2 separate regions of the Homo sapiens genome follow, and region 1 is linked to region 2. Evidence: read pairs that join two places in POLR2A ChIA-PET (ENCODE). Cell type or tissue: PC-3. All regions are shown on one strand. Links, peaks and the distances in the headings refer to the core of each region. The heading gives the core; the rest is flanking DNA. Region 1 overlaps CWC22 (CWC22 spliceosome associated protein). Region 2 has its middle 80 kb from the start of SESTD1.

The links. Peaks named below come from ENCODE experiments on the same cell type or tissue, not always from the same donor. Only the 100,000 strongest peaks of a DNase experiment are listed, where the experiment ranks them.
Region 1: POLR2A ChIA-PET joins it to region 2 with 5 read pairs; 1 of 35 experiments calls an interaction of 5 or more read pairs at or near these places.

What each region holds. Positions count from the first base shown.
Region 1 is chr2:179,972,651-179,988,841 of GRCh38, forward strand. CWC22 (CWC22 spliceosome associated protein) reads right to left here. Exons shown (of 20, transcript NM_020943.3): 3 at 15,927-15,994; 4 at 14,045-14,155; 5 at 9,102-9,347; 6 at 5,540-5,668; 7 at 984-1,152; 8 at 543-596. Among named protein-coding and RNA genes, the nearest start is that of CWC22, 27 kb to the right of the region's middle. In PC-3, for the core only: no CTCF peak of the experiment used is centred there; a DNase peak (open chromatin) is centred at 8,591; H3K27ac peaks cover 1,482 bases.
Region 2 is chr2:179,336,315-179,352,505 of GRCh38, forward strand. No RefSeq gene overlaps it. Among named protein-coding and RNA genes, the nearest start is that of SESTD1, 80 kb to the left of the region's middle. RefSeq lists an enhancer at 7,637-8,836. In PC-3, for the core only: no CTCF peak of the experiment used is centred there; no DNase peak of the experiment used is centred there; H3K27ac peaks cover 781 bases.

The DNA.
Region 1 (16,191 bases), core at 7,253-9,752, 640 kb after region 2:
AAGTCAGATTAATTTGATAAATATCTAAAGTGTTTTGATCAGCATCAAAGTGTTATATTAAAGAATATTAAATATGGCCAGGCGTGGTGGCTCACACCTGTAATCTCAACACTTTGGGAGGCCGAGGCTGGTGGATCACGAGTTCAGGAGATCGAGACCATCCTGGCTAACATGGTGAAACCCCGTCTCTACTAAAAATACAAAAAAAACTAGCCGGGCGTGGTGGCAGGTGCCCGTAGTCCCAGCTACTCGGGAGGCTGAGGCAGGAGAATGGTGTGAACCCAGGAGGCAGAGCTTGCAGTGAGCCAAGATTGTGCCACTGCACTCCAGCCTGGGCGACAGAGTGAGACTCCATCTCAAAAAAAGAAAAAAAAAAAGAACATTAAATATATTTATTATAGTTTTAAAATGAAAATATCATCCAACATTTTTATCCCAAGGACTATAAAGCAAAGCAAAAATAGAGAGGTATCAGTGAAGTGGCATCAACCCTCTGGTCTAATGCCACTGAATGGGACCAAGTATTGAAGATAATTACTTACCACATTTTGGTTAATAAGATGCGCCACAAATTTTGAAGCAGTCAGGCAAAGTTGCTGAAAAATAAAGGTGGAAAGTTAACCTATAAACTAAACCCAATTTTCATTTATTTACATAATCTATGGCCTACTAACATCATCTATTTAAAACATGTACCACACAAGTATAATTTTTACATTATAAGAAAGTTACAAAATAAAACACATGAAAGAGTATCCCTTCTGGTTAAATAGTTATAGTTCTACAGTTATAGCCATCATTTTTGTGGCTCATCAATAGTGGCCAGGGATATTTAACAGATCAAAGAAGTTCTCATGAAAGACAGTTTTTAAAAAGCATTATGTTATGTAGCTGTGTCAAAATCAACCTTGCTTACTTTTGTTGATACTGGTTTGTTAGTTTGTTCCTATGTATCATTCTACTTACAAGCCATTCATATATACCTTGTCATTTCTTCGATAGCCTTTTCGAAAATTAAGAATTAACCTTTTGAGGATTAATTCTCCAATTTGTGGAAATTTTGAGTTGATAATTGCCACTAATGCTGCATAAACATGGGTGAAGATTGGAGAAGCACTCTGTGCTTGCAAAACAGACCTGGACAGCAGTCCTCTGTTTAAAAAAGAATTTAAAAAGGAGTCAACAATAATCACCAAATTAATTAAACGAAACAAAAACTATTAAAATTCAGTAATATTTCTCTATAAGTAATCATAAAATCTAAATCAGAACTAACTGGAAAGAGTTTGTCTTACTAATAAATAAAAATTGTTTTTCAGAAAACGAAATGTGAATTTGTGATTTTGTAAAATAGAATGAAGATTTTACTGCAATTTATCACCAAAATTTTTCTCTCTACATATAATTCCTCTTTTCCCAGTCTGTTATATCTAATCATGAATTTGAACCTTAAAAAGGTTCATATAAATAATTTCTTTAACATTTTTTAAAAAGTAAACAAAAGCAGACCTGCTTCAAAAGTATAAAAGGTAGATAACATAAAGTTTCTACTACAGATCTGTCATTTTTATAAAATTAATTTTGTGATTAAAGACAAATTTGGGTTTAAATCTTTAAGTCTAATTTTAGTAGAATAAAATGAAGATGTGGAATACTCCTGTGAGAAATAAAGAAACGAATTAAAAGCAATGCCAGATTAATGCTAAAACAGTAACAGGAAATTAAAAGGTACCTACTTGTAACTCATTTTGAAAATGGTCATGTTTCTATATGCATTTGATGAGGAAGGGGAAAGGCAAATTGGGCAAACTAAAGTTACTTTTAGCAATGTAATGACAAGTAATTATTGGATTGCCAAAAGTCAGGAAAAAAAGTCTTAATGGTAGTTTTAGATATGACAACTGAATCACTAGAGTGGAAAATAAGAAAAAGGATGCAGCTTATAAATTATAGTATCTTTAGCAATCCATAACTCTTCTAAGTCTACTTTTTTTCTAAGTAAATTGGAGAGATCTCTGCCCACTTTTGAGGATAATGGCTGTCTCTTGATCAACTTTCTCTACCTCTAAAACTTGCTGCTCCTACTTTATACCCCCACCTTTTTTGGAGAGGTTGGGGAGAGACAGGGTCTCACTCTGTCACCCAGGCAGGAGTGCAGTGGGGCGATCTTGGCTCACTGGAAGCTCTGCCTCCTGGGCTCAAGCAATCCTCCCACCTCAGCCTCCGGAGGAGCTGGGACTACTGTGTGCCACCACGCCCAGCTAATTTTTGTATTTTTCATAGAGACAGGTTTTCACAATGTTGCCCAGGCAACTCCTGGACTCAAGTGGTCCTCTTGCCTCAGGCTCCCAAAGTGCTAGGATTACAGGCTAGGATTACAGCGACCGTGCCTGGCCACTACATTCCATATTTTTTTAAAGATGAATCATAGTCATGTAAAATGACATGAGAAAACAGCCCTCAGATTTTAAAATAATAAATACAACATGGAGTAATTCTATTTTCTGACCCTTTTAAATATCACCAATTGCTTAAAGCCACATATTCTTATAGAATACGGTGATTCCCTTCTGCTTTTCTAAAATGTATTGCTCATCTTTCCCATTTCTCTCACATTCCCATTTCACTCTCACTAGAAATTAAATTGGAATAAAGGCCATATATGACGAACCCATAGCTAATATACTCAACGGTGACAAGCTGAAAGCTTTTCCTCTAGGATCAGGAATAAGAAAAGGGTGCCTACTCTTTCCAATTCTATTCAACATAGTACTAGAAGTCCTAGCCAGAGCCATTAGGCAAGAGAAAGAAATAAAAGGTATCCAAATCAAAAATAGAGAAGCCTGTTTGCTGTAAACAGGATCTTAATATAGAAAACCCTAAAGACTTAACCAAAAAATTGTTAGAACTAATAAACTAATTTAGTAAAGCTGCAGACACAAAATCAACATACAAAAATCAGTAGTGCTTCCATATGCTTACAATGAACTATCTTTCTGAAAAATCAAGAAAACATCCCATTTACAATAGCTATGAAAAAAAAAGTTAGGAATAAATCTAACCATGGAGATGAAAGAGCTGTACACTAAAAACTACAAATTGCTGATGAAAAAATGGAAGAACATGCATGACATCCCATGTCCATGGACTGAAATAATATGTTAAAATGTCCACAGTACCCAAAGCAACATACAGACTGGACTCAATCCCTATCAAAATTCCAGTTACGTTTTTCACAGAAATAGAAAAAACAATCCTAAAACTCACATGGAACCACAAAAAACTCCAAATAGCCACAGCAATCTTGAACAAAAAGAACAAAGCTGGAGGCATCACACTCCCTGACCTGGAATCTGCTACAAAGTTATAGTAATCAAAACAGAATGACAATAGTATAAAAACAGACACATAGAGCTACAGAGAACAAAGAAACCAGAGATAAATCCAGACATTGGCAGTCAACTGATTTTCGACAAAGATGCTAAGAAGACACAATAGGGAAAAGACAGTGTCTTCAATAAATGGTGCCAAGAAAACAGAATACCCAGATGCAGAAGAATGAAAATAGACCTTAGTCCCACAGCATATACAAACATCAACGCAAAACAGATTAAAGACTTAAACATTAGACCTGAAACTGTGAAACTACTATAAGTTTCTAAAAGAAAAATACAAAGGAAAAGCTCTGAGACACTGGTATGGTTAATGATTTTTTGGATATGACCCCTAAAGCACAGGCAACAAAAGCAAAAAGAGACAAATGGGATTACATAAAACTAGAATGCTTCTGCACAGCACAGGAAAATATCAACAGAGTGAAGAGATGACCTACAGAATGGGAGAAAACATTTGCAAACATACACCTGATAAGGGGTTAATATCCAAAACACATTAGGCATTCAACTCAATAGTAAGAAAACAAATAACCCAATCTAAAAAATGAGCAAACAAGAACAGACATTTTTCAAAAGATGTACAAATAGCATATATATATATATGAAATGCTAAACCTCACCAATTATCAAAGAAATACAAATTAAAACCACAATGAGACATCTCACAACTGTTACAATGGCTGTAATAAAAAAGATGAAAAATAGCAAGTGTTGCCAAGGACATGGAGAAAAGAGAATGCTTGTACACTGTTGGTAGAAATATAAATTAGTACAGCCATTATGAAAATAGTATAGAGGTTCCTTAAAATATTAAAAACAGAATTACCAGCCAGGTGCGGTGGCTCACGCCTGTCATACCAACACTTTGGGAAGCCAAGTCGGGAGGACTGCTTGAGCTCAAGAGTACGAGACCAGCCTGGGCAAGATGGCAAGACCTCATTCTCTACAAAATATTAAAAAATTAGCCCAGTGTGGTGGTGAGTGCTTGCGGTCCCAGCTACTTAGGATGCTGAGGTGAGAGAATTCCTTGAGCCCAGCAATTCAAGGGGGCAGTGAACTATGACCATGCACTGTACTCCGGCCTGACAATAAAGCAAGACCCCCATCTCTAAAATAAATCAATATAAAAAAAATTTTTTTTTATTGTAACTACCATTTGATCCAGCAATCCCACTATTGGGTATATATACAAAGAAAATGAGATCAGTATGTTGAAGAGGTATCTGCACTCCCACATTTATTGCAGCATTATTCACAATGGTGAAAATATGGAAACAACTAAAGTGTCTGTTGTGAATAAATGGATAAAGAAAATGTATACATGTATAATGGAATACTATTCAACCATAAAGGAAATCCTGTCATTTGGGAAAACACAGGTGAACTTGGAGAACATTATGCTAAGTGAAATAAGCCAGGCACAGAAAGACAAATAATGCATGACCTCACTAATATGCGGAATCTAAAAAAAACTGAACTCATAGAATCAGAGTATAAAATGATGGTTACCAGAGGCTGGGGGTTGGGGGAATTTAGATGTTGGTCAATGGACACAAAATTTCAGTTAGACAGGAGGAATAAGTTCCAGAGATCCATTCTACAATATTTTGACCACAGTTAATAACCATATATTATATACTTGAAAGCTGAAAACAGAGTAGATTTTTAAGTGTTCTCACCACAAAAAATGACAGGCATGTGAATGCATGTTAAACAGCTTGATTTAGTCATTCTACAAAGTACATATATATCAAAACATCATGATGTATACCACAAATATACACAATTTTTACTTGTCAATTTAAAAAAGAAATAAAAAATTAAATTAGTTTGAGGTAGTATATTTTAACATTCGTTATTCCTCATGAGTTTAAATTACTGGAGGCATTAAGTAAATGTCTGCAAAAACCATTATGTGAAATCAAAGCTTCTCAAAAAGCAAAAATTCCATACAACCTCTAACAGCAAGGCACAAGTTATTTCTTAGCAGTCTATATTTTTATAAGTCCTGCATTTTAAATAAATATTCTCAATGACCTTTGAAATGAAGTAGCACAATAAATCAATGATTATTGTTCATGTAGATATTATATTCCTTTGAAAAAATACTTAGAAATACTACAAATAAAATAGCCAATACTTACCTTCCTCTAACTATATTTTCTTGAAGAAGCTCTTGAATAATAATACTTATGTTGGAAATGTTGACTTTGTTGATAAGGCCATTAATTGACTTCTTCAGGGCCTCCCAACTCATCCTCTGGTATGCTAAGCTAAAAAGAAGTGATTTTAATAAAGATTAAAACTTAATTACAATAATAAGAAGCTATAAGAACATAAAAACTACATAGTGCTCCTTAATTTTTGACATTATTTTCATGAAACGACCCCCAAGTACAGTAAAATATATGATGCCTATCAGGATAAATAGATTATATCCTGAACCATATTTGATTTTCTATACATATGCTTAAGTATACACCATTTTTCTTTAATAATACAATAAGATTATGTAAGGATATATAAGGATAACATTTTGTTCTTATGCCTAGTACATTTAATTTATTAGTCAAATTCAATACATGCTTATTTTACATATAATGCTTGATTTAAACTTGTCTTTAATGGAAACCTTTAAAATAAATGCAATTAAAAAAATTTAAATGGTAACATGAAATACCCAAATATAAGCCACAAAAAAAATTTGTATGTCCCTTCTCATAAAAAGATGACAGAGACAACAAAATTAAATGTTTTAAGCCACAAAGAAATGGTAACTACAGGAAAAGGGAGTCACATGAAATCATGGGGCTGAATTACCTACCATTCAGTGTATTTTAAAGACAATCTCTATGTTGATGTAGTAGTCCTACAGCTATACCAGTTGAATGTTAGATAGCTGTACTGCTTTTTACCCTAGATTTTGGGGAAATTACTTGGCCTCATTGAGTTTCTTTAGGTTGAATTGGACAATGTCTAAGATCTTTCAATGCTCTACAGTTCTATGGGTTTTGTAACTGCTTTTCTGTGGAATCTGATTTCAGCTGCAGGAAGTCTTAACCTTTTTTCTTCCATACATGTCTCTCTCGGGAAGTCTGGTGAAATCAGTAGACTTTTTGGGATGATATATACAATGAATAGGATTACAAAGGATACTAATCATACTAAAATTCAGTTTTTGAAACATGAGAAGAACAAAAGTTTGATATAATATTCTATGTGCTTCATAACACATTAAACAAGAACTGGCAGTATGCTTAATAACTACTTAAATTTCTAAGTAGCATGGCCATAATCCGTATCATGAAATACCTGTAACAGACTGTCAATACTCTGATCTATTGCCTACATTCTCAAAAGAAAAAAACAAAAGCTAAACTTTAGAGATGAGTAAAAATAAAGATTCAATTTTTTCCCCAAACACATTCATGGACTGATTGCTTGAATTCTATTCATGGACCTCTTGAGGGGCTTGTAGGTTAAGAATCCCTGTTCTGGAGTGGTACAAGGAAGGTTGGTGAGAGCAGTTCTTGGTGGGAACGAGTATTGTATCACTGATATTGTTTAGTATTGCTAGCATGGTGAGGATAAAAAACAGACTCACTTTGCGGTTAATTTTATTTTGTTTCTAAATTCTCTATAAATTATGTACCCCCTTACTGCCTGTACCCAAGGTGGACTATTCCACTGTTTCATAACTCCAACCTTTTGGTATTCCACTATCTCTAGACACAAGATGCATGGCTTAACAAGTGGCCTGATTAATAAGATGTTGCTCATATACAATCACAACCTATCTTATTAAACTAATCAAACGGCTACATCAAATACAATTATACATCCTAATTAGGAAGCCCACAATTCACGTATCTACTGAAAGCAAAGACTATGGCCTTCTCTTACAGATGTCTACTTCTCCTTGTACCCTTTACAGCCTACGAACAGACTTCAACTGTATATAAAATTATCTTAAAGGAATCTGCTTTAAATTGCATGTATTGCTGACTCTCCTGTGTGCTTTATTTAAAAGGAAGCAAGACTTGGACTGACAAAGTTTCTAGTCTTTTACAATCAGGATTGCTTTGGACTGGACTGGAGAAAGTGAATACCTTTCAGTAATGCTGCCACTACTGCCTTGTGCATGAGCAAAACGTTTACATGATAATGAAGGTCCTACTAACCACAGAAGCCATCTCCAAATTCCTTTTCAACCTAACACTTCAAATATCACTGCCAAGCGCTAAAATATGACACATAAAGAAAAACTTATTAGTTTTGAATTTAATGTCACCAAATACCCCTTTCTGGCTCTTAAATTCGGTTTTAATTTATTTCAAATCTTCATAGCTTCTTTTAGATAAATGACATTTCTTATTTTTTTTTTTTTTTTGAGGCAGAGTCTCTCTCTGTTGCCCAGGCTGGAGTGCAGTGGTGCGATCTCGGCTCACTGCAAGCTCCGCCTCCTGGGTTCATGCCATTCTTCTGCCTCAGCCTCCCGAGTAGCTGGGACTACAGGCACCCACCACCACGCCTGGCTAATTTTTGTATTTTTAGTAGAGACAGGGTTTCACTATATTGGCCAGGCTGGTCTCGAACTTTGGGAGGCCGAGGTGGGCGGATCATGACGTTTCTACTTCAAGCTAATCCTTGAAACAAATTTAGATTTAACTTAAATAAGCTTCTCAAGCACTTTTCAAATTGCTACTAAAACACTCATGAAAAGATGTGGAAATATTCCTGTCTGGCTCACCTTGCATCTGTTTTTCTTAAATTATAACTATTAATACCTTCTATCCCAATCTTTTAACTAGTTATCTGGCAACTGAATAATCATTTCAATCTGGGACCATACATTCCCTAGTTATCAACTCATCCTATTAGAGAAAAATATCTTAAAAACTTAGCTGTACTTTCCTAAATAGCTCCTCACCATCTCAATTATTCTGAAAAGGGAAGGAGGAGTGTTTTAAGTGTGATTGTTCATATATAAATTTTGTCTGTCTGCCTTAGAGTAGCAAAAATGTATAGTCTAATAGATCATGATCTGAAGAAAATGTACAAAAAGAGATAATTGCCAGCTTCAGTTTTATAGGTAAGTACAGAGGTTGGCAAACTACACCCATGAGCCAAATGCAGCTGACCACCTGCTTTTGTAAATAATGCTTTATTGGAACACAGCCATGCTTATAATTTTCTACACAATGCCTATGACTATTTTCACATTTCAAGAGCGGAGTTAAGTAGCAACAACAGAGACAAAATGACTCACAGTGTAAAATATTTACAGTGTGGGCTTTTACAGAAAAAGTTTGCTGACTCCTGGTTTACAACAGGAAAAGTCAATTTTAGAACTAAAATGTCAGTATTACTCTTTTCTACAAAAAACAGACATTATCAATAGGAATGCATCCATGAAACTATGAAAGGAACAATAGTTTGAACATACTATAAAAAGGGTAAGCAATCTTTTCCTCAAACTTTTTAATTCATTCATGCAAAAAAAAGAAAAAAGAAGTAATGTGCTAATATAAGGGCACGTAGTGTGTGGCTCTCCAATGGAGCTATAAAGTAAAGAGGTCTCTAATTTGAGGTCTCTATCACTATAGACTAACGTAAATTCTCAAGAACCAGGGTTAATTAAACCACAGTTGACTTATTTTTCAATGACAATTTCATGGCTTTGTATACTGATTGATATAAACATGCCTGTTTTTATCTGTAATCTGTTCCTGCATCATCCTGAGCTTTGCAGGGGGAATATATGCTCCACCAGTGCGAGTAAGAAGAGGATCCAGCTCATCTTTCTTTTTCTTTGTAGCAGGTTCATCCTGAGCAGAGGAACTCTGAGTTACTGATGTTTCTGGGTTTCTCCTCCCAGGAGATGGGGATTTCCGAGACCTTTTCCGATCCGTATCTCTTTCTCTTTCTCTGCGTTTTTCTCGGTCCCTGTTTCTGTAATATAAATTTTTTGAAGAGCAGAAAAGACAATATAAAACACACTCTTAGCAATTAACTGCACACAAATGAGTGAGACCATAAGTGGGTCCCACAAATTCAGACTAGGAAAAGTGGTTTAGAATGGTGACAAAGTGTTTCACAGAGAAAATTCAACAAATTAGGTCCTGAAGGCTTGACAGGATTTAGACTGGGGGCAAGTCGGCAGGAGGAAGGGGAGACGAAGGATGACATTTTGCAACTAGTAGAAGAGGGAATAATTATTGAAAGACTGAGCAGGGGTGTTAAGGTCAGAATGAGTAGGACAATCAGGAAACAAAGGATTATGTGTCATGGTTGTTGGAAAGATGAATTAGAGTTAGACTAAAATCTTAAAACATATGTAAAGACTTTAAGGTTTTTATACTGGAGGTGATGGGGAATCATTAAAAGTTTCTCAGTAGGAGAGTGGCATGAAAAGAGTGTTTTAAGAAGACAAATTAGCCTGTGGTGTATATGACAAATTGTATAAAGGAGAAGAAACCAGAGTTAATCTCCAATAGTGGTTACTTTAGTTGTAAGACTACTATAGAATATAATATTTGAAGTTGTTTCTTGATAGAACTAATATTTTCATTAGAAATCTCAGAATATTGGAAGCTTCTGCTTATTTGAGACAATGTGGGGGGAAAAACTTTTCTAGCCACAATGTCTTCCCTACTAACGTACCTGATTATCCTTTCTTAAGCTGAGGCTTTTAAAACAATCAAGGTACAGTTCTCTGAAACCATCAAGAACTAACGGGAAAGAGCGAATTCTTGCTTTTTGCTATCTTTCCCCAGAGCAAAGTTTATCCACTGAGCTGCTTTTTACATATACTGCCTTGGAAACCCAGATCATTCTGTTTGTGTTTTGGGTAACCATGAGTTATATATAATATAGTAAATAAAAGTAAATTTCATATTATCACTGCATTACCAGGAAACTGTGGTATAGATTTTAGCTAAATCTAAGGAGTATGTTTGAGATGGTCTTTTAAATATATAGTAATAAAACCTACACGGAGATTGAAAAGCAGTCATCTTCCCAGGTAGCTGTGGAGGAACAGATTTTTTTTGTTCATTTGTTTACTTTTATTTTAAGTTCAGGGGTACAAGTGCAGGTTTATTACATAGGTAAACTTGTGTCATGGGGGTTTGTTGTATAGATTATTTTACCACCCAAATATTAAACCTAGTATTCATTAGCTGTTTTTCGTGATCCTCTTCCTCCTCCCACCCTCCACTCTCCCTTCACCCTCCATAAGGCCCCAGTGTGTGTTGTTCTCCATGTGTTAATGTGTTCTCATAATTTAGCTCCCACTTATAAATGAGAACATGTGGTATTTGGTTTTCAGTTCCTGTGTTAGTTTGTTAAGGATAATGGCCTCTAGCTCCATCCATGTCCCTGCAAAGAACATAATCTCATTCTTTTTTATGGCTGCATAGTATTCCATGGTGTATAAGTACGACATTTCCTTTATCCAGTATATCACTGATGGGCATTTAGGTAGATTCTATGGCTTTGCTATTGTCAATAGTGCTGTGATAAATATACACATGCATGTGTCTTTATAATATAATTATTTATATTCTTTTGGGTATATACCCAGTAATGAGATTGTTGGGTTGGATGAACAGTTTTGAAACTGAGGTATAAGAGACTTAAATGACTCCTAGGGAGGATAGACAATCTGTATACACCAAGAGTGAACAGATGGGGGAAAGAGTGATTTCAAATATCAACCTCAATTAGTCACAAAGGCAGATGCTCTAAGTTCTCTACACTAATTTGCAACTGAATTGCTTCTTCTTGTGAATATACATGTTCCAAGAGAGTAGCTACAGCAGGGATTTCCTGACATTGGTTATGATTCTTCTGAGAAACACCAGGTAAGAGAGCTAGCTGGCTGATAAAATCAGATCCCTACCATTATTGTGTTTGTTCCTTTATAGTGCAGAAGTAACAAAATATTCTAAAAGTCTAAATAGAAACATTTTTGGACTGTTAGCCTTTATGTTCTGCATAATACCTAGCCTGCTTACTTCATAGTGTGACTGTGTGGATAACATGAGACTTCATTTTCATATACTAGACCTAACATAGAGTTATACTGAAGTACAACAGTCAGGGATTGTGAAAAATACAGAAGCTTTGGAGCCAGAACTGAGTTCAAATTCCAGTTTCAACATCTACCAGATGTTTAAATGCAACCTCAGGTAAGCTACTTAATAAACTCAAAGCCATTTCCTTATCTGTAAATTGGAAAAAATAGTATCTAGTTTCTAAGAGTTTTAACAGTATTTGGGAAAATATACAAAAAGCTTAGCTTACCAATTATGGTACTAGTAGTCATTCTCATTAAGGTGACAGCAGACAAGCCTGGATTTTGAAGGTTAATATAATCTGACATTATAGGATTAGGTATATACTAGAAAGTGATGAGAAGGAAATTTTTGGCTGTGGATATCAAAGGATGTGCTTAGCTCCAAACTCCAAACTGCAGAGGAATTTGGTCAAAATTCCTGTGGGGGGTATAATATTGGTAGTAAAGGGGTGGATAATATCTGAGAGACATCAAAAAAAGATATTGATTTTAGTCAACGATAAACCATGAGAGTCAAGTTTTAGAAACTAGATGACTAATAAGGGAATACAGGAAAATCAGGAGAAAGCTGGTTTTATGAAAACAATGACAAAGGCAGAAAGATGTCTATGAAGGGATAATGAAAATGGTTGTTACAGAGACAAATCACAGTTCCTTTATAAAATACTAAAATAATGTTAGTTTTGTAAGATTAATTAGAAATACATTCAGAATCAACCACGTTGTTCAACAATAGTTTACCTGAACTCTTCCACTGTTTTCCATATAAAGTGCCAAGGGTTCACCGCTTATCACTACTCAAACTGATATGCTCAAGAAACTAATATTTTAAAGTTGTCATTTTCTTAGTATCTACTATGTTCAGACATGGTAGTAGGACAGACATTATTTTTAAACCTAAACAACCAGACAAGATACATGTTATCATCCTCATCTTATAGATAAGGAAACTGAGGCTCAGAAGAAGTTTGTTAAGAAATTTTACCAAATTTCTGTAACTAGTAACTAAAACTTGAACTCTAATCTGCATGAATATGGAATCTATTCTCTTTCTACTATGCAACACCACCTCATTAAAAAGTGTAAAATATAGACATCCCAAAGTCAATTTCAAATGACCTGGAAATTGTCTGCATCACTACTCCTCTCCTAAGCAAAGATACATGCAAGTTAAGGAAATACTACCCATATAGTGACTTCTGTTTTAAGTACTTGAGAGTATTTCCATCTGCAGAATGCTAGTTAACATCTCTTCCCTATATTGAGCATCTCAAGTATCTGCCCCACTATTTTCTTTGAGACTACCATTACTTCTACCTGGAGAGTCTCTCCCCACATGTACTAAGTAACTTTTTAATTCCATTATACCTTCTCCTGAGCAAATACAGAGGCCCTTTAGTGAAGTTTTAAAGGGAATTATTAAAACGCCGACATCTTTCTAACACAGTAGTCACCCCTTATCTGTGGTTTCACTTTCTGAGGCTTCAGCTACCAGTGATTAACCACGGTCCAAAAATAAGTGACTACAGTACAATAAGATATTTTGAGAGAGGCAGACCACATTCGATAACTTTTATTAGAGTATATTCTTATAATCGTTCTATTTTAGTATTAGTTACTATTGTTAATCTTTTACTATGCCTAATTTATAAATTAAACTTTATCATAGGTATGTATGTATTGGAAAAAACATAGTATATATATATATGGTTCAGGTATTATCTGCAGTTTCAGGCACCCACTGGGGTCCTAGAACACATTCCCCATGGATAAGTGGGGACTGATGTATTCTCACTGTAAAAACTATTACTAATTTCTACAAGGGAGAAAAAGAATTGAAAATAAATACATATCAATAACAAGGGGTTATAATACTCTGCCTAGATTTCAATGAAACATGAATGGCACTTAATGTCTGACTCTTCTTAAATATTACCCCTAGGAGTCTCCAAACACTCTCATTCCAATGTTTCTTACCATCTGCCTTCCATTCAGTTCCCTTGCCCATTTCTCAACCAAGGAAATATTGCAAGTCTTGTTAGCCACAGGAACAGGTGGGTAACCAAGTTCTCTAAAGCTCAAGTAAGAATCCTTCACATGTAGAAAAAAACTACAAATTGGAAACTTAAGTCTCAATGTCCCTCTGCCATTACGCAGGAAAGTAAATTTAGACCACTCTATATCATACAATATAAATTTCTTTCATTGAGTAAAGAATCTCAAAAAATCACATAAACCAACCCCTCTTGCGGTACAATACAATGAATGAGCTTGGGCTTTAGAGTCAGACAGACTTAGGCTTGCCACTATTATGTTTCAAAACATGAACAAATTACTAAACTTCTCTAGACCTCAGTTTCTTCAGCTGTAAAGCAGACATACTAGCACCTACTTCACATATTTACTGCAATAAGAAGTTAATTCATATAAAGCCCTTATTAGAAAGCCTAGCACCTAAAAACATCCAATTAATGTTAGCTAGTATTATTTTTGTTTTTATTACAAATGTAGCATAAAGAGAGTTTAAACAAATACAATTTTCTACAAGTTAGAAATTCCCAACACTAACCGTGACTCCATGCTACTATCATAAGAACGTCCTCTTCTTGAATGCTCATAGTCTGATCTGCTGTAATCAAAGTAATCTCTATCCCGGGGGGATCGTTCTTGTTCTTCATATCTAACATAAAATAAGAAAACCAAGTTGCAAATTAAAAACAACTATGTTATAAATATTTAGGAAAGTCATATATTGGTAATGGTAAAGCAACTCTATGACTGAACAACATCGTGTCAAACTGTTCTTAACAGCTCATTTTGCTAACACCCATTCATTCCATCAGAATTACAAAAGCTTTCAGTTTGTACACAGCAAAACAACTCCTAGGATTCACTTAACCAAACTTACTTGTTTAGTGAATTATCCTGATTCACTTTGTTCTCAGTAGGAGACATATATCTGGATATCATATATAGTTAGCATGAAAAAGGCTATCCTACAAATGACTCCTTTTGCTTAGTTGGCTTGTTTATCAAAACACTGAATGTATGAGACCAAGGTCATTGGCTGGCCTCCATAAGGATCAGTTTAATTCCATACCAAAAGACCATATTCATCAGCTGTTAATCTTGAAAATGCATTACTGGACAGCAATGAGAATGGATTGAAATTATTAGCAAACAAGGATGGATAGCATCAGATCTGTTATTTGAATCTTAAAAGTCAATAAAATCAGAGAACCTTAAGAGAAGTTAAATATATACATAATAGATACATAGTAACATAATCCATATTTTATATACACATCTACAATTAAGTTATACACACAAATACCTGTGTGTGTGTGTGTCTGTGTGTAAAGAGTTTTTTGTTTGTTTTTTGTTTTTAAATATATAGGGAGTAGACAATCGGTGAAAGATAGTAAGTAATTATGAATCAGGGCAATTAACTTGATGTTCACAAAGCAAAGTTTTTAGAGATTATTTAGCAGAGTAGAATAAGAAAGTACATGTGGAGTAAGGAAGCCTAGACAACTGGAAGAAAGTTTGAAGGGTGCTTCTTCCTTCATAAATTATTTTTAATGGGCATAAAAAATTTTTTTTACAGTCATTATTTTTAATAGACCATATGCTTAATGGTCTTTCAATGATCATAAATGAAATAATTGTAGTGCTAATATGAATTCATAATGCACATTAATGTTAACATTTTTGGATCGCTGACCTTAACATAGTTATAATATGATATAATCCAGCGGTCTCAAACCTTTTTGGCAACAGGGACTGGTTTTGTGGAAGACAATTTTTCCACAGATGTTAGGGGGTGAGGGGATGGTTTCAGGATGAAACTGTTCCACCTCAAATCATCAGGCATTAGTTAGATTCTAATAAGGAGCACACAGCCTAGATCCCTCACATGCACAGTTCACAAGAGGGTTTGTGCTCCTATGAGAATGGAATGCCACAGGTGATCTGCCAGGAGGTGGAGCTCAGGCGGGAATGCTGGCAGGCCTGCTGCTCACCTGCTGTGTGGCCTGGTCCATGGCTCTGGGGGTTGGGGACCCCTGTTATAATCTATATAAAAATATTTTAAAGACAATACAGAGCTATGTACATGTAAGAGATAATACTAACAGTAGCAAAAGCAGCACTTCTGAATACTGTAATTTCAACTCAGTTTTCCATTTTACACTTTCATTCCATTAGTCTTTGAAACATTAAAAATTACTCCCTTTCACATAAAAATTACATAATATCTGGAATTATTTACTAGAAACTCCTAGAAGAGTCATTTAAGGATGATTCCTCCTACAGCCCATTCAAGTAATATTGGTTATAAAACCATTAAAAAGAAGTTATCCACCCTAAAATTAGAAATCTAAGAGCTAAATTATTACATAAACCTTACTATAAAAATTTACATTGCATTCAGAGCATATTAAACTATTTACCTGTCTTCTGGAGAGGAGTTCCTCTGATATGAATTAAGGTTTTCCCTTCTGTCATGACCAGAAGAAGGCTTTAAAAGAGGAAAAGGGGAAAACATTTCAAAAATTATTTATGTTAATAACACAGACTGAAATACATGGCTTAGAAAGTTGGAAGTACTTTAGAAATTGTATCAAAACATTTTTTAAATCATTAAGAATAATTCATGTAACCTAAACAGTCTATAAGATAAAACAAAATCTTCAGACCATCCCAGATAGGCCTGTC
Region 2 (16,191 bases), core at 7,425-9,924:
TCAAGGAGACATTCTATATAAACCAGATGTGAGTTGGCAAAGTATATGACTTTTCCAAGTAATATTTACATTTTAAGAGGGGGCTCCTGGAAGTGCCTTCTTCCAAGCTATAAGGTACAGGGGTAGGGATTTCAGCACCTGCAAGGCAGATATTTTTGAAGTAGAGAATCTTTGTAGCAGCTGAGAGGGGTTTACAGCACACAATCTGTTCTTCTGTTCAAGGTCAGTGTGCCCAGATGAAAAACTGTCCTCCTTTAGAAGAGGCTAACACGGTCTGAAGCAGCTACAGAACAGCGTACGTTATCTGTCAATCCAAACCAGCATGATGAAAATTATTCAAATCAATTAATTAAAAAATCTCACATAAATAATGCATTTGCCATCCAACTTTGTTCTGTTTTCCTGGCTGGGTTAATAATCAAGAGAGTTAATATTTTTAAAAATGCAAATAGTCTTGTTTTTAATCTTTAAAGATCTTGCTAAATAGACAACAGATAAAGTTCTACCTGGTGAAGTTCATGAAAGCTTTTAGAAGGAAAGCATTTGCCAGATCAATTTAGTGTGAGTCAAAAAGAGATAAAAAAGGAAATGACTCCCACCTCTTCAGAGTACTCCAGGATCTTTGAAAGTGCCATACAAATATTCAACGGTTGCATACTGGCAAAGTAGAAATAAGCAATGGACAAATCCTTCAGGAAGTGAGGGAGGTACTCTAAACTTTAGCCTGCAGCTGAGCCCCAGGGTCTCCTGATTCCTAGAACCATCACCTTCATTATTCTTTAGTTCTTTCTTCACTGTGGTAAAACAGATACAACTGAATTTTTTAATTCATGTCTAGAAGGGCACCAGCCACACACCCTCTTCAGTCAGCAGGCATAAACATCTAGCCTGTTTACCCCAAGCCGATCTCCCAGCACACTGAGTCTGTACATCTGGAAAATATTGTTTGCTGCTTAAAGGATCACTCCAACTGTGTGGCTGCTGGCAGGAATTCCTGCTACTCAGACTTTTGGTATTTATTGGGAGAGCCCCCGTATGCTGGTGCAAGGATGCCCAGAGGGAGTCCTAAAAATCCTTTTGAGTCTCACAGCTGGGCTCCTTTTTCAGGCTGCACAGCTGGCATTATATTTGGGCAGCATGCCTTGGCTTCTGACTGTGGGGTTGCAGAGGCCAATCCCCCTCTGCGGTCTCAAGAACTGCAAGTTCCTCCAGTATCCAGCTTCTGCCTTCATGAGAAGTCTTGAGTTGCTTGAGTCTTAAAAGTTTTCAAATTGCTATCAGTTTATTAAAATATTCAGTTCTCAGTACGGTAAGTTTCACTAAAAATACTATAGATTAAATGGGTTTTGGCTAACTCTGAAAAAATAGCATTGCTAAATTTAAGATAATTTTATTATGTAGCAGCTATGGAAAGAAAACTAAATTTGGAGTTTCTTGAGCAGTTAACTGAAATTTTAGTGGACCGTAAACTTCTTCCTAAGACTCTTCCCAATGTAAAAGTTCAGCAAGAGTCTCACTCTGTCGCCCAGGCTGGAGTGCAGTAGCACGATCTCGGCTCACTGCAACCTACGCCTCCCGGGTTCAGTTGATTCTCCTGCCTCACCCTCCTGAGTAGCTGGGATTACAGGCGCCCACCACTGCACCTGGCTAATTTTTTGTATGTTTAGTAAAGAGGGGGTTTCGCCATGTTGCCCAGGCTGGTCTCGAACTCCTGAGCTCAGGCAATCTGCCCGCCTCAGGCTCCCAAAGTGCTGGAATTACAGGCCTGAGCCACCGTGCCCAGACGATAGTAAGATTTTCATAAAGGACATCAAAGTTATCTTCCAAGCATTCTCCCTTCTTCCCTCATAATGCTTGACTCCATTTCCATGGCAGTCCTTAGCCCTGACATATCAAAACCAACCCGGGTAGCCCAGTCCCCTCGACATCTTTATTAGCTCAGGTAATGTAGGCCTAGTAATCGACACATGACATTTCCCTTGTTCATTGGTTGGAGGAATCCAGCCTCTTCTTTTGGATGTGACTGAGGTGCAGGTGGTCTCAGTTGATGCTGCAGTCACCTTACGAAGACAGCCTGAGGGCAAAGCTGATGTACGCCAGGAAGAAGATTCAAAGACCCATGTCTCAAAGAAGCTGTACCTGACCAAATCTCACCTTAACTCCCATAAAATGTTTGGACTTTTTAATCTATTGAACTAAAAATTCCCATTTATTGTTTAATCTAATCAGGATACTTTTTTGCTACTTGCATCCAAAAGAATTTCAACAGAATAAATTAAGGTGCAAACTGAATATCCATAAATTTCCCCAGCCTCCTGGGATGACTCTTTCTTTTAGTACTGTAATTCAAGGCCCTTATCCCAGGAGACTGCTGGAAGTACTGTGGTGCTTGTTCCAAGTCCTCCGAGGATCGCTAAGGAGGGATTTTTTATTTTCTCTTTTCACCTTTTCTCTTGTGGCTAGGGTCACTCTTGTACAGATCTAAGTCCTCATTCTCTTTTCCTCTTTAATTCCTGTATGACAACTCAGCTGTTTCTGGGGCAACTACAACCCCAACCAGAAAGTTCTAAACAAGTTATTGCAACATTCTCTACACTGAGGAAGACAGCCTTTTATGGAGAGTCGCTTAACTTTGGAGAGTTAAACCACTCTCCAAAAATCCATGATTTTTTGGCTGGACTTTGAGAACCTCTTTTTCCTCCATTGCCACCTTTTTGACTCAGTATTCACTGCCCACCACTCCACCATCCCCAAACACTGTTCCAGTGCCAAGTTTTGGGCCTTATCTTGCCTAACCAAAAATTTATTAGAATATTTTCCCAAAATAATGAGCAACTTTCCCCAAATAAATTACAGTCATCCTCAATAACGAAGAGGACACTTTGGTTTTCAATGTTATTATATATGTAGATACTAAACAAGAAAACTGTGATTGTGGCTAAACTTTTTCTAAGGCCTAAGATTTTATTGTGCATTTTAAATAGTAATAAATAAAATTTGGGAAAACTAGTAGAGGTTATGCGCTTGATTTTTTGGCTAATATTTATAACACACAGTGCACGAAACACTCAGAAGTTTAAAAAAATATTACTTAATGTTTAGATATAAAGTTGGTAAAATACATTTCTTATTTTATTGGGATCCTCTTTTGAATATGACTTAGCAGATACAATTCTTTCTATACTTTCTAGTACATTATTTTTTCATTAAGAAAGGCTTTGGTTAAATCTCTCTATTCATCAAAAATGCTTTCATCTGATTTATTTTTGTATTTCCTCAGCAAAGGTCTACATAAGTAAACATCATTGGGGAAGTATTTGAGTCGGAAGATAGTATTATGATTAATATTATGCTTTAATTAAGTTACATTGACATTCATAATAGATCTCTATCTGGCTAATAAGAACTAATATTTTCCTGGATAAAGAACAATGCAAATTATAGACAGACAGTGATCAACTACTAGTGCTTGGTTTTAGCACTTCAAATGAAATGGATCATATTCTATGGGAAATTATAGAACTAATTATGAAGAGTGATGATGCTTTGGAAAAAATAGATTCTCAACAGAAGGTTCTTATAAAAGTTACTGATAGGTCTAAATTTTTTAATATCCAGGACTTTTTCATGAGTGGGTTCGATTTCTGCCTCTCTTCCAGAGCCACCGTGATAAAGCACTCCAAAATAACTCAATGTGCAATATACAACATAAAGTGATGGGATCAGATACATTTCTGTCCATGACAAAAATCATTCAAATAGGTCCATTTCTGAGCATCAGCAGGAATCTCAAGTCAACCCAGCCCCAATATGCAAAGCATTTCTCTTCCCCTACAACCATTAATTAACTCCAGGCAGTACAAATATGTACAAATATCACAGCAGAGCTTGGAGCCTCTGGGCTCATCACATTGTGCTCTCACATCACCTTGACCTGCACCACACAGAAACACATTCATTCACCGAATCTTTGCCAACATAGTTTTATACATAGTAATCACTACCTTGATTAGTCTGATATAGGTGCACTGATTCTTTTTGTTCCTCAAGCATGCCAAACTTGATCTTGTTTTGGGGTCTTTTTGCTAGCTGTCCTCTAATTGGAAGTTTCTTCCTGCAAGGCCCTGAGCAAATGTCACATTCTCAGGTCTTGGAGCAAATGTCTCATTCTCAGAGAGCCTTTGCCTGATGACTTGCTCTAAGGTTGTTCACTTTCCACACTCACAATCATATTATTCTGTTTTGTCTTTTTGTTGTTGTTGTTTGTTTGTATATGTCTTCTCTCACATTCTAGAAGTCACTTCCCCCAGAGCAGAGACCTTGTTTGTCTTGTTCCTTCTATATCCCTAGCATTTAGACGGTGCTCAAAAATATTTGTTGAATGAAGCCAGGTGTGGTGGTGCATGCCCTTTAGTCCCAGCTACTCAGCAGGCTGAGGCACTAACTTTAGCTTTTCAAACTTTAATGTGCATGAGAATTGCTTAGGAAATCTTGCTGGAATGATACTTATGCTGCTGGTCTGTGGAACACATTTTGAGCAACAATGGTATTAAGTAAGAAGACCTGGTGCTGCCCAAATTGTCTTTACAGTTACTGATTCGCTGCCCTCATGTGGTTCCTGAAATAATTGCCCTATGCGTTAGCATTTCTTTATCCTTAAATATCAGAAAGCATTCTCTAATTATCCGAGTTAAATGCCTTTCAGACTGTAGTCTTCTCATAATACATTCTTTCATATTTTTGCCATATTCACGTATCAGTACATATTACCATCATAATTTTTAACATATCTCTGTACAATCTCTTCTCTAAATTAATTATTTTAATTGGCTTTCTTTTTCTTAAATCGATATATTTTCAAATGAAACTTCATATTAATATTTCAAATGGAAAGACCAATACTGCTTATCACAAATACAAGATAAGTGTAAAAATAATTGAAGGCAAGCAAAACAATGTTTGAAAGTCCAGATATATGCTCTTCAAAGCTCCAAAGGGAGATTAACAAGTGTGAGAGGGTAGTAAACACTCAGCAGTGAACTGGCTTTCATTTTCATAGTATCGTGAGGACTGAAAAGGGGCTGAATAGAGATTAACTCTTACATAATTTAATGTCATTTAAGGCAGTGAATATGCACCCTCTAAATTATCTCTTGAGGAACCTGCTGTAGATAATGTGTTAAGAGTCTTGTTTTCCTTCTGCACATTCATGTCATCTGTACTTGAGAATTGTATTTATAGATGTAAGTTAATTAGTGTCACAACAGGATTGGTCTAAGGTGAAAGTGTGTGTAAGCATGGGTTCCCTTACCACCCCTTTCTGCATAAACACTGGACATGAGGCATTGCGCACTTGGAAACTGGACAAACTGGGTTTATTTCTATGCCAATTTACTGTCAACTTTCTGGGTGTTGCAAGAGTTTCCATTTGTATTCTTAAATAAGCTTGTTCTAATCCATTCAGCCATTCATGGAGTAGGAATTGGACCCTAATATATAAAGCTTTGAGCAGGGTAGTGGACAAATTCTGCTTCTCTTCAGATGATTAATCAAATTAATCCTGAAAATCCATCTCCCTTTACCAGTGAGTGGTTCAGGATGCCCAAGCTAAAGTTAGTGCAGGCCAATGAGATGCAAGGGGAGACTGAATAGCTGTGTGGGAAATAAGCTTTCTTATCCTTAGAACCAGAGGGAGGTAGCCTTCCTCTCCTCTCAGACATGAAGGAAGTGTGATGGCTAATAGTTACTGTAGGCCACCATAGCCCTCCTTTACCTTGGAGGGTAACAAGCCTTAGGGTGAAGCAGAGCCTGTAGTTGGTGGATCAGACAGAAAGAATCTAGGTCCTTAATGGCATTGCTGATTGCTGAATCGACCACTTCTCAAGCCTGCTCTAGTCATCCTCCTATGTGAGGTGATTGATTTAATTCTGTTTAATCCAGCATAAGTCTGGTTTCCAGAACTTGTAATCAATAGCATTCTAACAGATACAAGGAGGATATAAAAGATTTTTAATCTAGTTGGGGGAACCATAACACACTTTAAAAAAGTGAAATATCAGTGCATTTCAGTGTAAGTTAAGAATGGTATGGTTTTGTTCTGATACTTATTAAGCACCTAATGTGAGCCAGGCACTGTACCCCATGTTTTACCTGCATTATCTCATGTATGTTCCAACACAGTTGGTGGACATTGTTATCCCAATTTTAGAGCTGAGGAAATTAAGGTTCAGACAGCTGTGTACCTGTCTAGTTTCATGGTGAGTGAGCAGAAGTGTGATTCTAAATTTTATGCTTTTTCCATAGAGTTGCTGGGAGCATGAAGCTCAATAGAAGTCAGTGTAGCAGAGTGATCAGCTGAAAAGTATGAGTAGAGTGGCTTTGTGTTCAGATAGACCAAGTATTTGCTTCTTACTATAATATAAGACAAATTACCTAATTTCTCTGAACCTCAGTTTTCTTATTTAAAATATGAGATAATTTTAAATAATTTCTTATTTAAAATATGAGGCCAGGTGTGGTGGCTCATGCCTGTAATTCCAACACTTTGGGAGGCCGAGGTGGGCAGATCACTTGAGGTTAGGAGTTTGAGACCAGGCTGGCCAACATGGTGAAACCCCGTCTCTACTAAAAATACAAAAATTAGCTGGGTGTGGTGGTGGGTGCCTATAATCTTAGCTACTTGAGAGGCTGAGGCAGGACAATCCTTTGAACCTGGGAGGTGGAATTTGCAGTGAGCCGAGATTGTGCCACTGCACTTCAGCCTGGGCGACAGAGCGAGACTCCGTCTCAAAAAAAAAAAAAAAAAAAAAAGAGAGAGACAATTATACTTACTTCACATGGTTCTTGCCAGGATGGGTAAGATTATATATTTATAATGAGACCATATTATTGGAATGATAGATGGTGTGATTATTGCAATACAAGGATTTGAGGAGGGTCTTGTCATGTATCACAGTCACACATTATTTTATGGGAAGGCTCCCTGTGTTTTAGTAGGACGAATACTCATTTTTAAACCTTTTTTATTTTGAAATATTGTTTATTCACAAGAAGTTTTCACCAATACCCGTTTTTAAAGGCTTATAGTATCAAACTTTTACTGTATATCCTGCCATACTTCTTCTTTTTTTTTTTCAAGAGACAGAGTCTTGCTCTGTTGCCCAGGCTGGAGTGCAGTGGTGTGATCATAGCTCAATACCTTGACCTCACATAGCCTCTACCGCCTGGGCTCAAGTGATCCTCCCACCTTATCCTCCCAAATAGCTAGGACTATAGATAGGCATGTGCTACCATGCCTGGCTAATTTTAAACTTTTTTTGTAGAGATAAAGTCTCACTGTTAACAGTGGAGGGTGTCCAGGTTCTTGGCGTCTTGAGCAAAGAATTGGACAAAACGCACAAAGCAAGGAAGGAATGAAGGGATTTATCGAAAATGAAAGTACACTCCATAGTGTGGGAGTAGGCCTGAGAATAGGGGCTCAAAGGCCCTGTTACAGAGTTTTTGTGAGTTTAAATACCCTCTACTTGGGGTACGCCCTATGTAAATGAAAAGGATGAAGTAAAGTTACAAAGTCATTTATGGCGTATGCCCTGTGGAGAGGATATTTCCTGTTATAGCTCAAGTGTGAATTGGCCTTCTGTTCCCTGCCTCCAGACCCCATTTTCTTGCCTCATCACTATGTTGCCCAGGCTGGTCTTGAACTCCTGGCAGGTGATTCTCCTGCCTTGGCCTCCCAAAGTTCTGGGATTACAGGCATGAACACCTGTGTCCAGCCTGCTTCATTCTTTTACTTAAAAAGTTTACTTTTAATTCATTGACCTTTGGGAAATTTAAAATGGAAAGTTTGAATCCCAGACTTTGGTTTTGAAGCAATAGCTGTTTGAAGATCAAGAGCTAAATCAAGGCATTCAGAGGCTCAGAACTTCACACATTCATCCTTTCAGTACCCTTCTATTACAGGAGGAGCAAAGGTCATCTTCCCATTTAACTGGTGAAAAACTCAAAGGTGGAGACCAGTAGGAAAGGATGAGAACAAACAGAACTCTCTGCAGTCCCAGCCCAAGGCTGATGAGCTACCTCCTTGCTGCTAAATAGGGAATTTTCCATTCATGCCATTTTAATTTATGAAATATGATCTTCCTCAAACTCTGAAATAGACTTTGTGCTTTTTACCCTGCATGAACTTCTCACCCTCTTTCCTGATCCTCCGGAGTTTGCTCTCTTAAAAGTAACCTTTTAAATCCTGGAAAATGATTCTGTTTTCTCAATTGACTATGGCTGCTCACAGAGTGTCTGTAGCTCTCTTCAGTGACTCAGCACTTTACAGAGAAAAATTGTTCTGGAGGGAATGTTAGGGCAGTCCACATAGCCGCTTACAGGAAAGAAAGAGATCAAATCCTGCCTACAGGGAAAGCTGAAACACCAAACTTAAATGCTAAATGGAAACAATAACAACAATAACAACAACAACAACAACAACAAACGACCAACAGATGATGAAAACCCCGTGAAGCAAGGTAAAGAAGGGAAGAGCAGAAGTTCTCCTAGGTATGAACAGGGCAGGTTCTGAAAAGCTGTGTGTAAATCTCTCAGTATCCATGAGCAAAGAGGCCCTAATCAGGTGATCACACTGCTGTGGCTGGTAGGTAGAGCCTACTCTCCCTTGTTCTGATGCCTGCTTTATCCTCACTTTTCTGAAGTTGGAAGTTTGTGTGTAAAGATGCAGTATAGAATTTGAACTTAGAAAATTGCAAAGGAACCAAGGAAAAATCACTCTTCACTGCCTCTCTCACTTGTTCATTTGGATCCAATGCACCTGGCCTATTTCCTAAGAAAATAGTCTGTTTTAGGTTGTTTCTATGGTCACAGTGGGTCTTGTCAGAGCTGTATGTGTACTTGGGACTTGGACACTGTCATTCTTCTTGAAGCCAAGTAGTAGAGAAAAATCTTCCATTTGTCATGTTTGCCTCAGGGCAGCTCCTCCTGAATCACTGTAGATTGTTCTAGAAACACAGACAAAGCAATAAAACCCTCTTTCATATTGCGTTGACTTGAAATCATAACCATAAGTTCCCACCACAAATTTCTTTCTTCATTAATTCATTTATTTCCTCCCTTCCTCCTTCTTCTTGTACAAAGGCTTTGAAGGAGCATAGTAAAATCTTAAAGAGGAGAAAATGAGTGCTAGGGGGAAATCTGGGCCTAGCACACCATGCATACACCTGGACATTTGCTAGAGGAGCACCTCACATTTGGTCCAGAGCTTTGCAGCAGCTAATACAGATTTGTGTGCGAGATCTCTAATTTGTAAATGGATAATACAATTGAAGTGTCCATAAGAAGAAAACAAATCTATTTTTTAGAAGAATCATAACAGTTTTTGACCTGAGAGGAATTCCCTCCTAAAGTGTAATGATGTGGTGGACAACTGTTCAGTAGCACTGCACATATAATGCAATAATGGGTTTCATAGGGTTGTTACTTATAAGGTCCAGCAATGCAAGCTGATGGTTTCATGGCCAAATTTAGCTCAGAAAAGGTAATCCTGCAAGGAGCTCGACAGTGTGGTTGTAGGATACTAGCTGTAAGATTTGATGGTTAAAAAAATGTTAAGTCCCATAGAAACAGATTTACTGTATGGGTATCTGGGAATTTTACCTGATTTTTTTTCTTTCTTTTCTTTTTCTTTTTCTTTTTTTTTTTTTTACAAGAAGCTTTTTAACTCCTTTGAGCATCTGAGTTCAAGGTTATCCTCTCTGGAGAGCTGCTCAAGTATAGATAATCTGTGATGTTAATGAAGGACACATCCATTTGAGCTGGTGGTAGAACTGACATTTTCTTATGAAAACTAAGGAATCGAATCCAGACAAGGCCAGGATGGGAGGCTACCTTACCTTTAGATAGAGGGGGCTGTGATTATTACAGAAGAAAATAAAAACAAAACAGACTACTTTTTCTTCAATGCTAGAAATTAGAGAGCATTCACTTTAGGAATTTTTATGCATTACTGTGTCTTAACTTTTGGATTTTAAAGGTGGAATATAGTCATACAAATTGAAAATAGAAACATAAAGAAAAAAATTAAAATCACCTTTTTATCCAATCACTGGAGACAATCAGTATTGGCATTTTCTAATTTTTAACTACAGAATTGGGGTTTTACTATGCAGACAGCTTTTATATACTTTGTTTCATTTAATATTATATTATAAACATTTTTCCATATCATTAAATATATGAAAAATAATTTATAGTCATGATTTTGTTATATTTGTTATATGTTGATTTGTTTATACTGTTTATATACTATATTTTATATTTCATTGCATGTGTAAGTCATAACTTATTTAGTCACTCCACTATTTTGGGCATTTCATTTTTTTTTTTTTTGTAGACATTCTGGTTAGGGGACTACCTCATTTGGTTTCTGCAAAGATATTCTCTGCAGTTGGACTGCTTGGGTCCAAATCTCAGTTAAACTATTGTGTGACATTGGTAAAGTTATTTAACCTTGCTGATTATCAGTTTCTTCTGTCAAGTGGGTATAATATTGGTGCATCTCTCCTAGAGTTTTTGTGACAAGTGATGTTTGTTAAAGAGCTACCACATAAAAAAGGCATACCACGTGATAGCTGTTGTCATAATTATATTCCAGGGGTGTAAATTCAAAGTTTGTGCAGTCAACAATCCAAATTTAGATCTTGAGTGCCAAACCCCAAGCGTTGCAGCCTGCTTCTAAGACAGTTATCATCTCACAACTCAAGCTTCACGGAAGAAGGGAAGGAGGGGGCTATCACAATGAACACTTCACTATAGAAAACAAAGATATTGGGTGAAAGGTAAAGAGGAAAGCAATTAAATATAACTGGGGCTGGTTGCTCACTGGTTGTGAAGTGGTGGCTCACACCTGTAATCCCAGTGTTTTGGGAGGCTGAAGCAGAAGGATTGCTCAAGGCTGGGAGTATGAGACCAACCTGGTTAGCATAAGGAATCCCCATTTCTATTTAAACAATAACAACAACGACTGGGCTCTGTACTAGTTTGCTAGAGTTGTTGCAACAAAGGACCACAAAATGCATGGCTTTCACAACAGAAATTGATGGTCTCGTAGTTCTGGAGGATGAGAAGTCCAAAATGCAAAATGTGTCTGCAGGGTTGGTTCCTTCTGGGGGTCCTAAGGGAAGGATCTGTGCCAGGCCTCTCTCTTTGGTTGTAGATGGCTACCTTCTCCCTTTGTCTCTTTACATCATCATCCTGCTATGTGTGTCTGTGTCCAAATTTCCCTTTTTATAAGGACACCATTTGTGGTAGATGAAGGTCTTCCCCTAATGACTTCATTTTAACTTGATTATCTCTGTAAAGACTCTATCTCCTACTGAGGTCACACTCATAGGACTTTGATATATTAATGAATTTGGGGGCAGTGGGGACGATACACTTCAACTCATAATGTAATCCAAAGTGAGTTTTAGTTTATTTTATGCTTTGGAGAAAAATCACTTTACCAAGAAAGACAAGATTCATACTAGTTCTAACTTTTTTATAGCCCACGATAGCATCAAAACGATGTGTGCCCAATATAAGCTCTCTATGACAGCCATAGTAGCTGGTGAAGGAGGTAGATGTGGGGAAAAAATCTTAAATTAGATAATAAAGAAGACTTCAGGGCCTCTCTCTCAAATTCTCCCATTCAAATGGTCTGTCTCTTTATCAAGCAGTTCTTTTTTTGAGACAGAGTCTTAATCTGTCGCCCAGGCTGGAGTGCAGTGGTGCGATCTCGGCTCACTGCAACCTCTGCCTCCTGGGTTCAAGTGATTCTCCTGCCTCAGCCCCCTGAATAGCTGGGATTACAAGTGCCCGCCACTGCGCCTGGCTAATTTTTGTATTTTTGGTAGAGATGGGGTTCCATCATGTTGGCCAGGCTAGCCTCGAACTCCTGACCTCAAGTGATCTGGCCTCCTCGGCCTCCCAAATTGCCCGGATTATAGGCATGAGCCACCATGCCCAGCCTCAAGCAATTCTTTCATGAGTGAGGTGTTCATTATATTCTTGAGCACTACATGAACATTTTAAAAGACATGCATGGTAGCATCTCAGAGGGTAAATCTGAAGGGACCTCACTGCCTTGATAAAAATCAGAGAACAAAATTGAACTTCTAATGTGACCGCAAAATGGCTTCATCAGATAGGAGAAGGGGAAATCATGAAGAAAATGCTTTCTTTTCTACTCTTCAAAACTAAAATAATAAACCAATGTGTACCTGTAGACTTAATTGGCTGAAGAAAATAAGTGTTCTAGAAATAGATCATACAAATAACTCAAATACCTCAGGAATATATAAGACTGGGGTTTCAAGGCAATGGAAACCCAACTGATCAGCAATAACTAAGAGCAAAAACCCTTGGGAGGTGGATGGGTCATTCTTCCCAAATACCAAGTAGAGAATCATGATTCATGTCACCAAAATGATCCAGGGTTTTGCAGAATTTGAAGAGGCACTAAATGCGAAAGCGGCAAGCAAAGAACAATTGACAGAATTATAATTCAGATCTCAGTTCTTGGCATCTTTGAAGAGTGTTCTAAATTTTGCAAGTGATACCAGGCAGGGACACAAGCTATAGTCTTCCTGCTTTAATCCGCAGTCTACAGGCTCAAAACTAATCCTGTGAAGTCAATGAGTATGAAAGATCCAAAGGCTCCTCCTGTGATTAGATTTCCGACTTCCCTTGGAGCTGCCATTCATCACAGCTCCCTGGCCTTGTGCATGACTTCAACATGAAACATTTCTCAGGGAATCGTTTATGCTGGAACTCTGGCCAGCATCCCTCCAGAAGCAGAGCTGAGAACTGAAGAATCTTTAGAAAGGAGAGGAAACTGAAAGTAGGACAGCCCTTGAGAGCACATTTATCCCAATGGCTTTTGGTGTGTTGTCAGATGCAAAAATTTCCAGTCTGAAGAGTTTTAATATTCCTATCCTTTCTAGCTGAAATATGGTTTCCTTCTTTTCTAAGCATCAAAGGATGATGTCACCATCCTTCCAAGTCATTTAGGAACAAGGCAATAAAGTAGATATTTGGTAATGATTTCACCCAGACTTTGATGAAAAGCAGCAAATCATGGTTCTTCCTGAGAAATATTTGCTTTTGTATTCTATGTCCAGATTGCCATTTATTCTGGTGTGTGCAAACACAGAGGCTGTTTGATAATCTTGTTGCCTCCAAGACAACCTTATTCTCAGTTTAGGAATAAGCCAAATGCATAAATATCCTTTTCTTGCCTTTGAAATGATGGTATTTATAAATACTTCATGATTTATTTCAGACGCACCCAATTTAGTGGTTGGGCAATTTAAATCTCCTCACCAGAAGATTCAAATGCAAAGATATCTACCAGAATTTTAGTTTTATAGTTGAGATATAAATACACACAGAAAAGTCTATAAATACAGGGGCATGAGTAACTCCATATCATAAATATTTTATTCTCAAGTTCATATTTTTCTTTCCATCACATAGACCTGTGATATGTGGCTGAGATGTGCATGAGTGACAAATCTTTCCAGCAGATACATGATATGAGTAGTGAAAATTGTCTTAGTGAGTTAGTTGTTGTTTGTAAGGTGGCAAGGACACACTCTCTCTTCCTGAAAAATTAGTCCACTGTATCCTTAATATGTTTAAGAATAAGAATGAGTTAACTATTGCCTTCTGCTTAAAAGTAAAAATTAGGATGTCTTTTCTCAGTAATTTATATCATGCTATAAATAGTATTTGCTAATAATATTAACAAGGAACTGACCTACTTCCTCTTTTTAACCAAGAGATAAAAGGTAACTGACTTTCCAATTACTGAGTACTGCTTTTGCTGGAAACTTGTCTCATTTCATAAATATATTGAAATAATTTAAATTCTAAGCCTAGAAAAAAAAACTGGTAGAATTAGAATTCTCTGGCTTTCTTATCAGGACGAGCAGAAAAGTATGCCTAATCTGGCTCCTTGGCATTGGAGGTCCAGAGGAATTATTTGGATGTTTTCAATTAAAACCTGACAAAAGATAAATTGCTGTGTGAATGACAGGAAAAATCAAATGCTGATTTTATTAGAAGGAACTCATTAGGGAAACACATTAAAACCAGGAACTGATGGGACCTTATGGTTCTGGGAGACAGAAAGTGGGTCTATTGCCACTTAGAAAATGTTTTAAAACAATATAAAATGAGTTCCACAAAGTACAGACAATGATAATGCAATTAGATGTTTCAGTTCTTCGGATGGCCAGGGACTAGCCATACTGACCAACCATAGCATACCAGGCATGATGCCTGGGCTGCGTGTACTGGACTAGGAGTGCTCCGAGGGCAGGGGCTTCGTCTGTCTCACCTTTGATGTTCCAGTGGAAAATGATATATGCTTATTATCAAAATTCAAAAATCATTGAAAATACTCAATAAAGAAAATGAAAAGAATTCAGTCCACTCCCTTATAGATAATTTATTGTTGGCTCTTTGGTAAATCAGCATTTGATTTACTAAACCAAATTACTTTTGGGGGTTAATCTCTTTCTATCATTTATCCATCTATATTAGATATCAAGGTGGAAATATTTTTTGTTATCTCAACCACTGGTCTGAAAATTTATTATAGATTGAGGCCAGTTTTTGTTTGGAAAGCCAATACATGATTGAGTTAAAAGAAAAACCTTAAAGATGTTGAAAAGATATTGGTTGATGCACAAACTTCAGAGAACAGGGTAGAATTGCTCTGCATGAGAAAAGGAGAGGAGTTCTTTTTTTTTTTTTTTCCTTCCAAAAAAGGGCAGAGAGAAGAGTAGAGAACAAATAATCCAGGGAGAAGTAAATGAGAGGGAGGGAAGGGGAGCCAGAGGAGGCTGTGAGACTAGGAACTGTATGGAGGAGGAGTAAAGAGAAGAATTCATGTTGCCGGGGTGCCCAGGAAACATTTGGAGACCAGCAATTTCTTATAGGGGCATCATGGCATTAGCAGTGCAGCAGGCAGTGCCATGTTTCCCCTAATGGCTTAGTAAAGACTTTTATATCTACAGAATAGTTGGTGTGAGTGAGCTTTTCCTGTGGGAACAGGGGTGAGTGTCAAGACCATATTGAAGCGGTGTGGAAAAAAAGCCCATATGTGTGGAAGCAGGCACCCATGGGCTGAGAGACAGAGGTGGCCAGGAGACACAGCCCCTTACTTCTTTGCTGCATGATTCCCCCTAAATTCACAGAACACTTGGAAACGTTTTAGACTCTACAGGACCTGGAATTGGCAGTGTTGAACCACTTCTACCTTTAAGAGTCAGAAAGACCCTAGAAGATATCTTGTTTATAATTACGCTAATCCAAACCATGATGGTGAGACTGCTCCCCCAGTCTTATTGATTAAGATGCAATCTGCTCTAAAGAATGTGTCTCAGATATCTCTAATGGATTTTGGTACCTAATGTGTGCTAGGGAACACATCCCTGGCATTCCTCTCTTCTGGTCCTGACTTCATGTTAGTATCCCTCTTGTTCCAGTGATGACTCTCACCATCTCTACTCTGGAGGACATGGCTGCTATCTGGCAGTGACCGCTGCCCACAAATATGGATGTGGGCTCTACCATAATTTCCCCTTACAGAAGAACAAAGACTAATGGAAGGAGAGTCCAACACGGAAGATACATTGCTTCTGCAGTTCAAGTCCATTTTGCTGTAGGTCACCTATGGGCCTAGCCACCTTCCTGACTTGTCATCAGCTTTTCTCTGTGTTGTCAGGCCCAGGTCAGGACACCTGGCTCCTCACAGTCACCGAGTCTCAAACCCAGAGAAAAAAGAAAAAATTTCTCCTCACCTCAGACTAATTCCTACTCACTAAGTCCTCATTTTTTGTCCCAGGATGAATATCTTCCTAGTATAATGGACAGTGGAGAACTTCTATCTGTTATAGGGAAACCCAACTACTATATAAAAGAGTGAGACTGGCTCTGTGATCCCAAGAAGAAAATAACAAAGATGATGCTTTTTCTATCATGTGGGTTAGACGGCCTTACCCTTGGGCAACTTGATGTAATATTGTTTTTACAAAAGAAATATGTAAAGTAGGTCGAATACAATTTTCCATTTCCTCTTTCACTTGACAATACATTTTGTATATCATTCCATATATGTCAACTTTATGCTTTTTAATAGCTGCA